Regions from separate parts of the Homo sapiens genome. Here region 2 is linked to region 1. The links are chromatin contacts, found by Hi-C or POLR2A ChIA-PET in ENCODE. All regions are on one chromosome and are shown on one strand. Each heading gives the region's core, a stretch centred on a gene start or an enhancer-like site at or near the end of the contact. The rest is flanking DNA. Distances are from core to core; before and after follow the strand shown. Region 1 has its middle 35 kb from the start of HELZ. Region 2 overlaps PITPNC1 (phosphatidylinositol transfer protein cytoplasmic 1).

Region 1 (5,290 bases), core at 1,320-3,819:
GTCTCAATCTCCTGACCTCATGATCCGCCCGCCTCGGCCTCCCAAAGTGCTGGGATTACAGGCGTGAGCCACCGCGCCCGGCCGAAAGAGCTGCTTTTACACACTAGTTAGCATTCAGTGTGTATTTGGTTTAGAGAAAGGCCAGCAAAAAAATCATCCAGGAACCAGGCACGGTGGCTCACGCCTGTAATCCCAGCACTTTGGAAGGTCGAGGTGGGAGGATTGCTTGAGCCCAGGAATTCGAGACCAGCCTGGGCAACATGGTGAAACTCTTTCTCTACAAAATAAATACAAAAGCTAGCCGGGCATGGTGGTGCACTCCTGTAGTCCCAGCTGCTTAGGAGGCTGAGGTGGGAGGATGGTTTATGCCTGGGAGGTTGCATTGAGCCTGAGATCGTGCCAATGTACTCCAGCCTGGGTGACAGAGGGAGACCTGGTCTCAAAAAAAAAAAAAAAAAAAAAAAAAAGCAAAAACAGCAAAGGGATTATCCAGAGCAGGCAGAGGATAGCTCCTTTGTCCCAGATCCCTTGCGGGTATAAGCAACCTCCACTTCCTGGATCATAAGTAGCAAGGAACACCCAGCCACAAAAACCTGCCCAGTTACTCAGTGTGTCAGAGGCGTTTAAACCAGAGCGACTCCATCTTGAATAGGGGCTGGGTAAAAAGAGGCTGAGACCTACAGGGCTGCATTCCCAGGAGGTTAGGCATTCTAAGTCACAGGATGAGATGGGAGGTCTGCACAAGATACGGATCACAAAGACCTTGCTGATAGAACAGGTTGCGGTAAAGAAGCTGGCCAAATCCCACCATAACCAAGATGGCGACGAGAGCGACCTCTGGTCGTCCTCGCTGCTCATGATACGCTAATTATAATTCATTGGCATGCTAAAAGACACTCCCAGCGGCAGCATGACAATTTACAAATGCCATGGGAATGTCAGGAGGCTACCCTACATGGTCTAAAAGAGGGAAGAACCCTTGATTCCGAGACTTGCCCACCCCTTTCCCAGAAAACTCATGAATAATCCACCCCTTGTTTACCATATAATCAAGAAATAACTATAAGTATCCTTAGTCCAGCAGCCCAAGCTGCTGCTCTGCCTATGGAGTAGCCGTTCTTTATTCTTTTACTTTCTTAATAAACTTGCTTTCACTTTATGGATTCGCCTCTAATTTTTTCTTGTGCAAGATCCAAGAACCCTCTCTTGAGGTCTCGATTGGGACCCCTTTCCGGTGTTAAAGCAAACTAAATATGGCCTGAGAAGGACTCCGTATTTCTATATTTGAATCCTTGTGGGTGAACCAAAACCTAGCTTAATAGGTAGACAATATTGAAAACCTAACCTAGAAGTATGCACCTGTAACAATAGCTAGGTCTTGGCCAATGCCTGTGGCCATACTTCAGCCATTCATACACTGCTGAGTGTTCAAAGTCTGTTCAAATAAGGGAAACAACGAGGTGTAACCAATCCAGCTGTTCTTTACCTTACTTCCAAATTCTGTACGTCATTTCCCATTTTTTGTCTATAAACCTTCTTCCACCACGTGGCTACGCTGGAATCTCTGAATCTGCTGTGATTCTGGGGGCTACCCAATTTGCAAATTGTCATTGCTTAATTAAACGCCATTAAATTTAATTCGGCTGAAGTTTTTCTTTTATCACCGGTAACAACTGCGCAGAGAACAGCTGCAGACACTAAATGGAACTGAAGAGCACAAGCCCTGCCTGGGAAGGTCCGGAGGGTGGGAGGATGCTGAGTGGGGAGGAGGGGGTGCAGGGGCGCGGGGGTGTCTCTGAATGCAAATAGACATTGCCAGGCTAGGTGCAGTGGTTCATGCCTGTAATCGCAACACTTTGGGAGGCCAAGGCGGGCGGATCATTTGAGGTCAGGAGTTCAAGACCAGCCTGGCCAATATGGTGAAACCCTGTCTCTACTAAAAAATACAAAAATTAGCCGGGCATGGTGGTGGGCGCCTGCAATCCCAGCTACTCAGGAAGCTAAGGCAGGAGAATCGCTTAAACCCGGGAGGGAGAGGTTGCAGTGAGCTGAGATCGTGCCATTGCACTCCAGCCTGGGTGACAGAGCAAGACTCCGTCTCAAAAAAAAAAAAAAAAATATATATATATATATAGCAAATAGACATTGCCCTCCCCCTTTTCCCTGGAAAGTATCTCAGAAGATTCATCTTTTCTGTTTGGCATTCATTATGGTTTTCCAAGGCCCACAGGAGGTCCTCCCTTCTTCAGTCCTATGATGATGAGGACTTCTCAACAGTCCTATCCATTCCACTCCATAAAAGTTCTTGCCTATGTAAATTTTCCTCTGGGGATCGTCAGGCCTCCCCTCTTCTTGCCAATTCAGGACTGCCAACCCACCCTTTCAAATCCTGGCTTTGGACTTGATGTTTCAAAGCTTTCCTTCCTTCTTTGTTTGCCCTTTCCCGAGACTCAATACCAGTTCGCCTTTGCACCATGACCCAGAGCACAGGCCTAACCCACCCTCACTGGAGAATCAATTTCGGTATTTTCCATTGCCTCATAACTGCTGACCGATCATGTCCTCTTTCAAGCCCAGACCTGACTCCCAAGCTCCTGGCCTGGGCTAGAATCCAAGGCCCTATTTGCCAAGGAGAAGAGGTTGGACAGTTTTTCCAGCTGCTGCCTTGCTGAAACCAGAGCCTCATACCCGGTACCCTGACCTCATCAGTCCCATAGTTTGCATTACTCGTCTCTCAGAGGTGAGGAAGGGCTTTCACCACCAATATAACATTTTTTTTTCACTTTTGGAAAAGAAATTAAGAGCATCCAGTGTCCAGTGTCTACCTCCAAGAGGAATAGCCCTGTTGGAAAACCTAAATTAGCCATTTGGGCAGCTCTCCTATGTATTCTGCAAAGTCCTATTCTTTAGGGCATTTCTTGGGTTTGTACTGACCCACTGAATTTAAATGCTAGTGATAGAATCCAAGATTATATTCGAGATATCACTCCTTCCTTACACCTCAAACACAAACCAACAAAAACCCAGACATTTGCTAGGTGTAAAAGTCCATTAGAATTCTGAATACAATTTGATTTTTTTTCTTTTGATTATTTAGAAAGTATCTAGAGTATTGTGTCATGCAGTGGATTTTCTGGCAAATAAGAAGTCCATTCTGACTTGCCTTTAAGCCGCCTTCTACTTTGGATTCCTTTCCTCCTCTTTCTTCCCCATTGGTCACCTTTCCCTACAAAAATGATCAAGCTCCAATTCCCATCCTTCTCCCTGTCTGTGTCTTGCAAATTTCACAAGCCTCTGGTGTCAAAAGCATGTTGATGGCCCAGTCACTGCTGCTCCTGCAAAGCAGTCAACTAGGTTCCTGGAGCTCCAGCCTTCCTGGCTTCCCCAGGGAGATGAGAGTAAGCTCTGGTTTCAACAATGTGGGGGATGTCTTAGGGTAGGGAGAGGCTCAACTTCGAGTTGCAGCTGGTTTGTCCTAGGGTATTTAAAATCAAACATATGTGGCTGGGCAAGGTGGCTCACGCCTGTAATCCCAGTACTTTTTAGGAGGCCGAAGCAGGTGGATTACCTGAGGTTGGGAGTTTGAGACGTGCCTGACCAACATGGAGAAACTCCGTCTCTACTAAAAATACAAAATTAGCGGGGCGTGGTGGCACATGCCTGTAATCCCAGCTACTCGGGAAGCTGAGGCAAGAGAATCCCTTGAACCCGGGAGGCAGAGGTTGCGGTGAGCTAAGATCGCACCATTGCACTCTAGCCTGGGCAACAAGAGTGAAACTCCATCTCAAAAAAAAAAATCAAACATATGTTGCCTTGATTAATTTTCTCCCAAAACCCTCTCCTGTCTGGACTGCATAGGAGATTCATATTCCTTCTATTAACACAGCGTTCATCCTGTTTCTTATAAACGAATCTGTTTTGCCCCGTGCTTAGCACGTGAGCCTGCCCATGTTCCTTGCTCACAGTTGCATGACAAAGCATCCTACCTCAACTGACAACCATTGCTGGCAGGCCCAAATTGCCGGGAGGTTTCTTGGCGCCTCAGGGGATGGGAGCAGGATGAAAATTCAGCTCACCCAGCCTCATTACAATTAGGATTATTACTCGTGTCTCCATGCCCAGCCTGTCAGGCTGGGAGTGCCCGAGGAAGTGAGATTTGCTAATTCTTTAAATATTGAGTCAGCAAGGTATGACCTAAATAGTAACTCTCTATTAAATAGAACTTTAATTACAAAACAACAGCAATAACAATAAGAGCAAATCTGTTTTTCCAGTCTAGATATTATTATCTAGGTCAGGCCAGATAACCAGATTTACTGTACAGACTTCATGGGGCTGCTTTTGGAATATGTACAGCACCATAACCACCCTGATGTTCCTGTTTCCAGGCCATCAAGTTCAAATCGAAATCTGAGAATTCCTATCAGGAAAGCTCATGACCGCCCTTTGAGAGATTTTGTAAAATTGAGCAAAGCACATCCTGACAGATATTTAGATATAGTGCTACAGGCCATTTTGACAAAAGCAGATCATGAAACTATATTTTAAAAATCAATTTTTTTTTGAGACAGAGTCTCATTCTGTCACTCAGGCTGGAGTGCAGTGCCACAATCTCAGCTCACCGCAACCTCTGCCTCCCAGGTTCAAGCGATTCTCCTGCCTCAGCCGCCCAAGTAGCTGGGACTACAGGCCTCTGCCACTATGCCCGGCTAATTTTGTATTTTCAGTAGAGATAGGGGTTTCACCATGTTGGCCAAGCTGGTCTGGAACTCCTGACTTCAAGTGATCTGCCTGCCTCAAAGTCAGGAGTTCAAGACCAGCCTGGCCAACATGATGAAACCCCATCTCTACCAAAAATACAAAAAATTAGCCAGGTGTGGTGGCCTGCACCTGTAGTTCCAGTTAATTGGGAGGCTGAGGCAGGAATTGCCTGAACTCAGGAGACAGAGGTTGCAGTGAGCTGAGATTGCGCCACTGCACTCCAGCCTGGGCGACAGAGCAAGACTCCATCTCAAACCCAAACAAACAAACAAACAAACAAACCAAAAGACCTTTGAAGGGAAAATGATAATATGATAATATGAAGGGCAAAATTGTGATCCATCTGGCTTGGTTTATTATGTTTTTTCCCCCAGAATCCAGTCCCAATCAAAGTGTGTAAACAGCACATAAGACTGTGTTACCTGGGTCGGGCACATTGGCTCACGCCTGTAATCCTAGCACTTTGGGAGGCTGAGGTGGGCAGATCACCTGAGGTCAGGAGTTCGAGACCAGCCTGGCTAATATGGTG
Region 2 (5,294 bases), core at 2,500-4,999, 320 kb after region 1:
ATCACTTGAGCCCAAGAGGTTGAGGCTGCAGTGAGCCATGATTGCGCCACTGCACTCTAGTCTGGGTGACAGAGCAAGACCCTGTCTCAAAAAGAAAAAGGAGGGAAAGAAAATAAGAGGAAGAGCCTGCCCCCGGGAAGCCAGAAAGTGAATGGTCTTCGTGAACCTCTGAAATAGAAGGAAAAGCAGGGCAGGCAAGGAGGGGGAGAAGGGGCAGAGAGTGACGAGCACACGCAGAAGGTCTCTAGTTTCCAGTAATATGGGAAGAAAGGTCATCTCCTGTAAAGGAAGGGGTCAGGAAAGAGGGGGCTGAAGGAGGGTAATAAAGGTCAAAGATAACCTTTATGGGAAATGGATGAGAAGCGTCAAAGGATTGCTTGAAAGTCTTGGCAGTGTGGTGATTTGGGAAATGTTGAATGAGTGGTACCATCAGCCTACATAATTGTGGCGTTTTCCCAGCTGTGCTTTGCAGCCTGCGTGTAGGAGCACAGGAAATGGTTGAATTGATTCAGGATTTGTCTTCAGGGTAGGTTCAGCAAAGTATGGAAAAATTGAGCAAGTGAAGGTCAAAATGAGCTTTGGAGTCCAGTGAAGACTCTTGGGAATTGGAGAGCTTGGTGAGGTCAAGGAGAAAGTGTCCTGGGAGTGAGAGTAAGAGAATACAGGTTGGGGTTGGAGCAAAAGTAACTAGAGCTTTCAGATTTCAGAAGTGGAATAATTCCAGGAGATTCAAGACCCCAGTGGAGCTTGAAGGGAAGTGGTTAGAGGTGGAATGGAGGTGAAGGTCGTTGGAGGAGAAGGAAAGGAAAAGGAATGAGGAGGCTGGGCCTATAGTGTTGATGGGCTGCCCATGTGGACACTGAAATCATAAAGATGTGGATATAAAGTAGGGTAAAGTGGAATCCTGGGCATGGTCCAGAGAGTTCATGAAGCCAGGGGTCAGGTGGTCTGTAAATAACAGCAGTCATCATCAATCACCAATGAGGCGTGTGGCTAGAAAGCAGGGGCCTGGAGGAGGAGGGCCCTGGAAAAGTGCCACTCATTCTACAAGTGACCACTAACCTTGGGAATTTTTTTTTGGTGGTTGGGGGGATGGATCTTGCTCTGTCGCCCAGGTTAGAGTGCAGTGGTACAACCTTGGTTCACTGCAACCTCGACCTCCTGGACTCAGGTGATCCTCCTACCTCAGTCTCCCAAGTAGCTGGAACTACAGGTGCATACCACCATGCCCAGCTAATTTTGATATTTTTTTTTTGTAGAGATGGGGTTTTGCCATGTTTCCCAGGCTGGTCTCCAACTCCTGGGCTCAAGTGATCCTCTTGCCTCACCCTCCCGTAGTGCTGGGATTACAAGCATGAGCTACCACACCAGGCCCCTGGGTCACCTCTTACACCAGAGCCAGTGGGTTCATTTGATCAATCTGAGCAGTACTCACAGGATTCAATTGTCTTCTCACACCTTTTCCCCAGGTTTCAAAGTCAGAGCCACTTGCTGACTTGAGTGATTATGGCAGGGCCCCATCTAATGGCCTTTTTGCAAAGTACAGCTGGAGCAAGCAGGCTCGCCTGTGCCCCTTTTCTCATCAAAAGCAAGGCAAAGAGGGTATAGATTAGACTAGCAGGCCCCGGCTAGGAAGTAACATCTTCAAGAGTAAGAAGTAATCATGATGGCAGCCATGTGGATATTGACTCATAATAATGGTGATGGTCAGACGGATATTGGCAGGAATATTTACATGAGCCCAGCATCTTGCCAACCTGTCTTTAGATAGCCACAGTCTCATGAAATCTTCACAGATATTAATATCCCCATTTTACAACTGACACTGAGGCTTAGTGAGAGCCAGCGGTCTGCACAGCCTCACAGCTAGCAAGTGTCAGATCTAGGACTCAATTCTAGGTTAGTTTAGCCTTGGAGCACGTGCTCTCATGTAACTAATCTGCTGTCTTTGGCTCTAAAAATGAAATAAGACTGTAGGTAGAGCCAGGCGCGGTGGCTCACACCTGTAATCCCAACACTTTGGGAGGCTGAGGCGGACGAATCATTTGAGGTCAGGAGTTTGAGACCAGCCTGGCCAACAAGGTGAAACCCTGTCTCTACTAAAAATACAAAAATTAGCTGGGCTTGGTGGTGCATGCTTGTAATCCCAGCTGCTTGGGAGGCTGAGGCAGGAGAATCACTTGAACCAGGGAGGCAGAGGCTGCAGTAAGCCAAGATCCAAGATGGTGCCACTGCTCCAACCTGGGCAACAGAACGAGACTCTGTCTCATAGATTTAAAAAAAAAAAAAAAACTGTACATGGAGTCAGCTGCTCTAAAGTCTGGTTGAAAGTTTAAATTTTCACAGTGAGGAAAGGGAAATAAGTCACTCCCATCTTAAAGAAGCATTGTCAAAGGAATATTTTTCTCCTTCCAAGTTTTACAGGGAGGCAAATATTCTGAAAGGAATTATCGTGGTAATAACATCCCTTACCTGATTTTTTTCAAAAACTTTTATTACTAGGAATTTTCTCAGATGTAATGCCATATAATGGGTGTTTATCAACTGGAATAGTGAGGGAAAATGGCTTTCCAGCCATGTGTCTAGTTTTTACACATCTTCAGACATGGATGGAAGGCAGAGCTGGGTTGCCTCAATTCTGGGTCAAGTCAGCTTCCCCTGGATTAGAAGGGGAGGCTGGTAGGCTAATAGCAGGATGCTGGTGACATATGAAGGAGGGGTTGTTTCTTATGAAAGCAGATTCTCAGAGAAAGAGGATCTGCGTAGGAACACCAGAGAGATTGGCCTCAAAGACCCAAAAGCAAAAGAAATAAGTTAAAAATAAAACAGTCCTAGGCCAGGCACGGTCACTCACGCCTGTAATCCCAACACTTTGGGAGGCCCAGGCGGGTGGATAGCTTGAGGTCAGGAGTTCGAGACCAGCCTTGCCAACATGGTGAAACCCCATTTTTACTGAAAATACAAAAATTAGCCAGGCGTGAAAGCATGTACCTGTAGTCCCAGCTACTTGGGAAGCTGAGGCACAAGAATCACTTGAACCCAGGAGGCGGAGGTTGCAGTGTGCTGAGAACTTGCCACTGCACTCCAGCCTGGACAACAGAGTGAGACTCCCTCTCCAAAAAAAATTAAAATATGACTGGGCATGGCTCACATCTGTAATCCCAGCACTTTGGGAGGCTGAGGCGGACGGATCACCTGAGGCCAGGAGTTTGAGACCAGCCTGGCCAACATCATGAAGCCCCATCTCTACTAAAAATAAAAAATTAGCTGGGTGCGTTGGGATGCGCCTGTAGTCCCAGTTACTCAGGAGGCTGAGGCAGGAGAATCGTTTGAAACCGGGAAGCAGAGGTTGCAGTGAGCCGAAATCGCGCCATTGCACTCCAGCCAGGGCAACAGGGTGAGATTCTGTCTCAAAATAAAATAAAATAAAACAAAACAATAAAATAAAATAAAACAAGGCTAATGATAAACCCAGGGGCTCCTTGGCAGGAGCAAAGCTGAACCGAGAGCTCTATTCCTAGAGCCCTATGTCTGAATAATTTATTTTTCCTATCTCATAGTCCCTATGTGCCTTCCTCAGCTGAGATCAAGTGCCAAAGGACATCTCAAAATACCCACAGCCAAAACTTCTCAGCATAGCTCCCTGCATGGAGAAGGAGACAGCTCTGCAAGTCTTTGTCCTGAACCGTTTACGGATTTTCCATGGTCTGCAAGACCTTGGACTCACGCCGCCTGCCAGCTGGCAGCCGCTGTCCAGCCTGGGAACAGAGCTTGCTCCGGCCTGTGGCGAGTCCTCCCGGGGCTTATCGTGAATTTCCCCGGTTTTGCATCTTCATCCTGAAAACCTCCCGACCTTTCCTTAATGAAGATTTTAGCTGGGGGAAATTGCATTAGTGGCTCGTGTTTTTCTGTCAACCTTCTAAATTATGTTAGTTGTAAGTAAAAAGAGTACAGTAAGTCCTTTTATCCGTTGTGGGCTGTTCCTGGGAATCATAATGGACAATAAAATAATAAGTAATGGACAGGAAGATGCTCTTAGAACCAGTTCGGAAAACTCTTCCAGTGCCAGACAGAAACCAGCCACCTGCGCCGTTATCAGGACATCAAGTGAAGCCAGTAAACACTTGTGGAGCTCCTTTTAAGTCCCAGCACCAAAGAATAATACCTAACACTTCTAGTTAAGAGAGCATCGTACTGAGTATTATCTCAGTTAATATTCATAACAGCACATAAGTTCAATGCTCAGTTTGCAGATGAGGGAACTGTGGTTGAGAGATGTTTTTAATACACTGCCCAAGGCCACACAATGAATAGCTGACAAAACTGAGATCTGGGGTCTTTTGATTGTGTGTCTTTCTCTCTCCACACTCCACCTCAGCTGCTCAGAAGCAGATCCTGGGGCCAGAATGGACCTCTGTAGGAAGCCTCAGAGATGGAAGCTTTCTGCCCTCAACTGGCTGACTGAATTGATGGAACAGTGGGTGATAAGCGAGGGAATTATTTCGTAGTTTGGTTGAAAAAAAGTCTTCAGCATGTAAATATGTCTTACATAAGTCATGAAAAATGGGACTGAAAGAAATGAGAGACAAGAGGGAAAAGACAGAAGTATTTTCTTTATCAAACCTTGGGGAAAAGCATCTTTTCCTCAAATACCCAATGCAGTATGTATGGTTTTTGTTGTTATTATTAAGACAAGGGACCCTTTTTTTACCCAGACCCAAATTCAACTGCCTTCAAAGAGATGGGACAATGTTCTTAGAGAGTGAAGTTTCGCACTGAAAACCAGCTTTTCCAAAGAGCTCCAAAGAGCACGTTTAAATTCGGCTAAGTCGGAGACGTTTGCAGATGCAGGCCTGAGACCCCTGGCCCACACTTGGATGACGAGGCGTAAAGTGAGGACCCTTTGCCTGTAAGGCTGTGTCTCCATCTCAGAAACCTATTTAAAGCCGAACTTTATAATGGAAACACAGCCACAACCTGCTATCAGCAACCACGATATTAAACAGGCATAGAGCCAATAGCAGTGGCGTGAAGCCAGCGAGGAAAGATTAGCATCACAAGTAAGAGATTTTAGGCTCAGGGCCAGAAGAGGGTTTTTTTTTTTCTTCTTCCCTTTTTATTAAAAAATAATAATAAAAAGGGAGAGAGAAAGAAATAAAAAGAGGTGGAAAGGTGCAAAAGAATTCCTGTTTAGCCACCCTCCCTGAGATTGTTCTCCTTGGTTATCCAGATAAGTACAGAAACAAACCACTGCCTGTCTGAAAACCTGGCAGTCGCTTGACCTTAAAATGGTC

Evidence for each region. Hi-C counts contacts between places; a loop is a spot of excess contacts on that map. ChIA-PET counts read pairs that join two places held with the same protein, here RNA polymerase II (POLR2A). Pooled maps may share reads with other maps.
Region 2: a map of PC-9 shows a loop between it and region 1 (5-fold over the local background). The contact joins two enhancer-like sites. A Hi-C loop is called at or near these places in 1 of 168 maps with a recorded cell type or tissue (PC-9) and 1 of 50 pooled maps. POLR2A ChIA-PET finds 5 or more read pairs at or near these places in 2 of 52 experiments (OCI-LY7 and activated CD4-positive, alpha-beta T cell).

What each region holds. Positions count from the first base shown.
Region 1 is chr17:67,277,907-67,283,196 of GRCh38, forward strand. No RefSeq gene overlaps it. Among named protein-coding and RNA genes, the nearest start is that of HELZ, 35 kb to the left of the region's middle. Within about 2 kb of position 2,570, at least 7 of the 41 ENCODE cell types and tissues checked have a DNase peak (open chromatin) inside an H3K27ac peak, as active enhancers do.
Region 2 is chr17:67,601,667-67,606,960 of GRCh38, forward strand. All of the region lies in intron 5 of PITPNC1 (phosphatidylinositol transfer protein cytoplasmic 1), which reads left to right. Among named protein-coding and RNA genes, the nearest start is that of NOL11, 110 kb to the right of the region's middle. RefSeq lists an enhancer at 1,215-1,724. Within about 2 kb of position 3,750, at least 7 of the 41 ENCODE cell types and tissues checked have a DNase peak (open chromatin) inside an H3K27ac peak, as active enhancers do.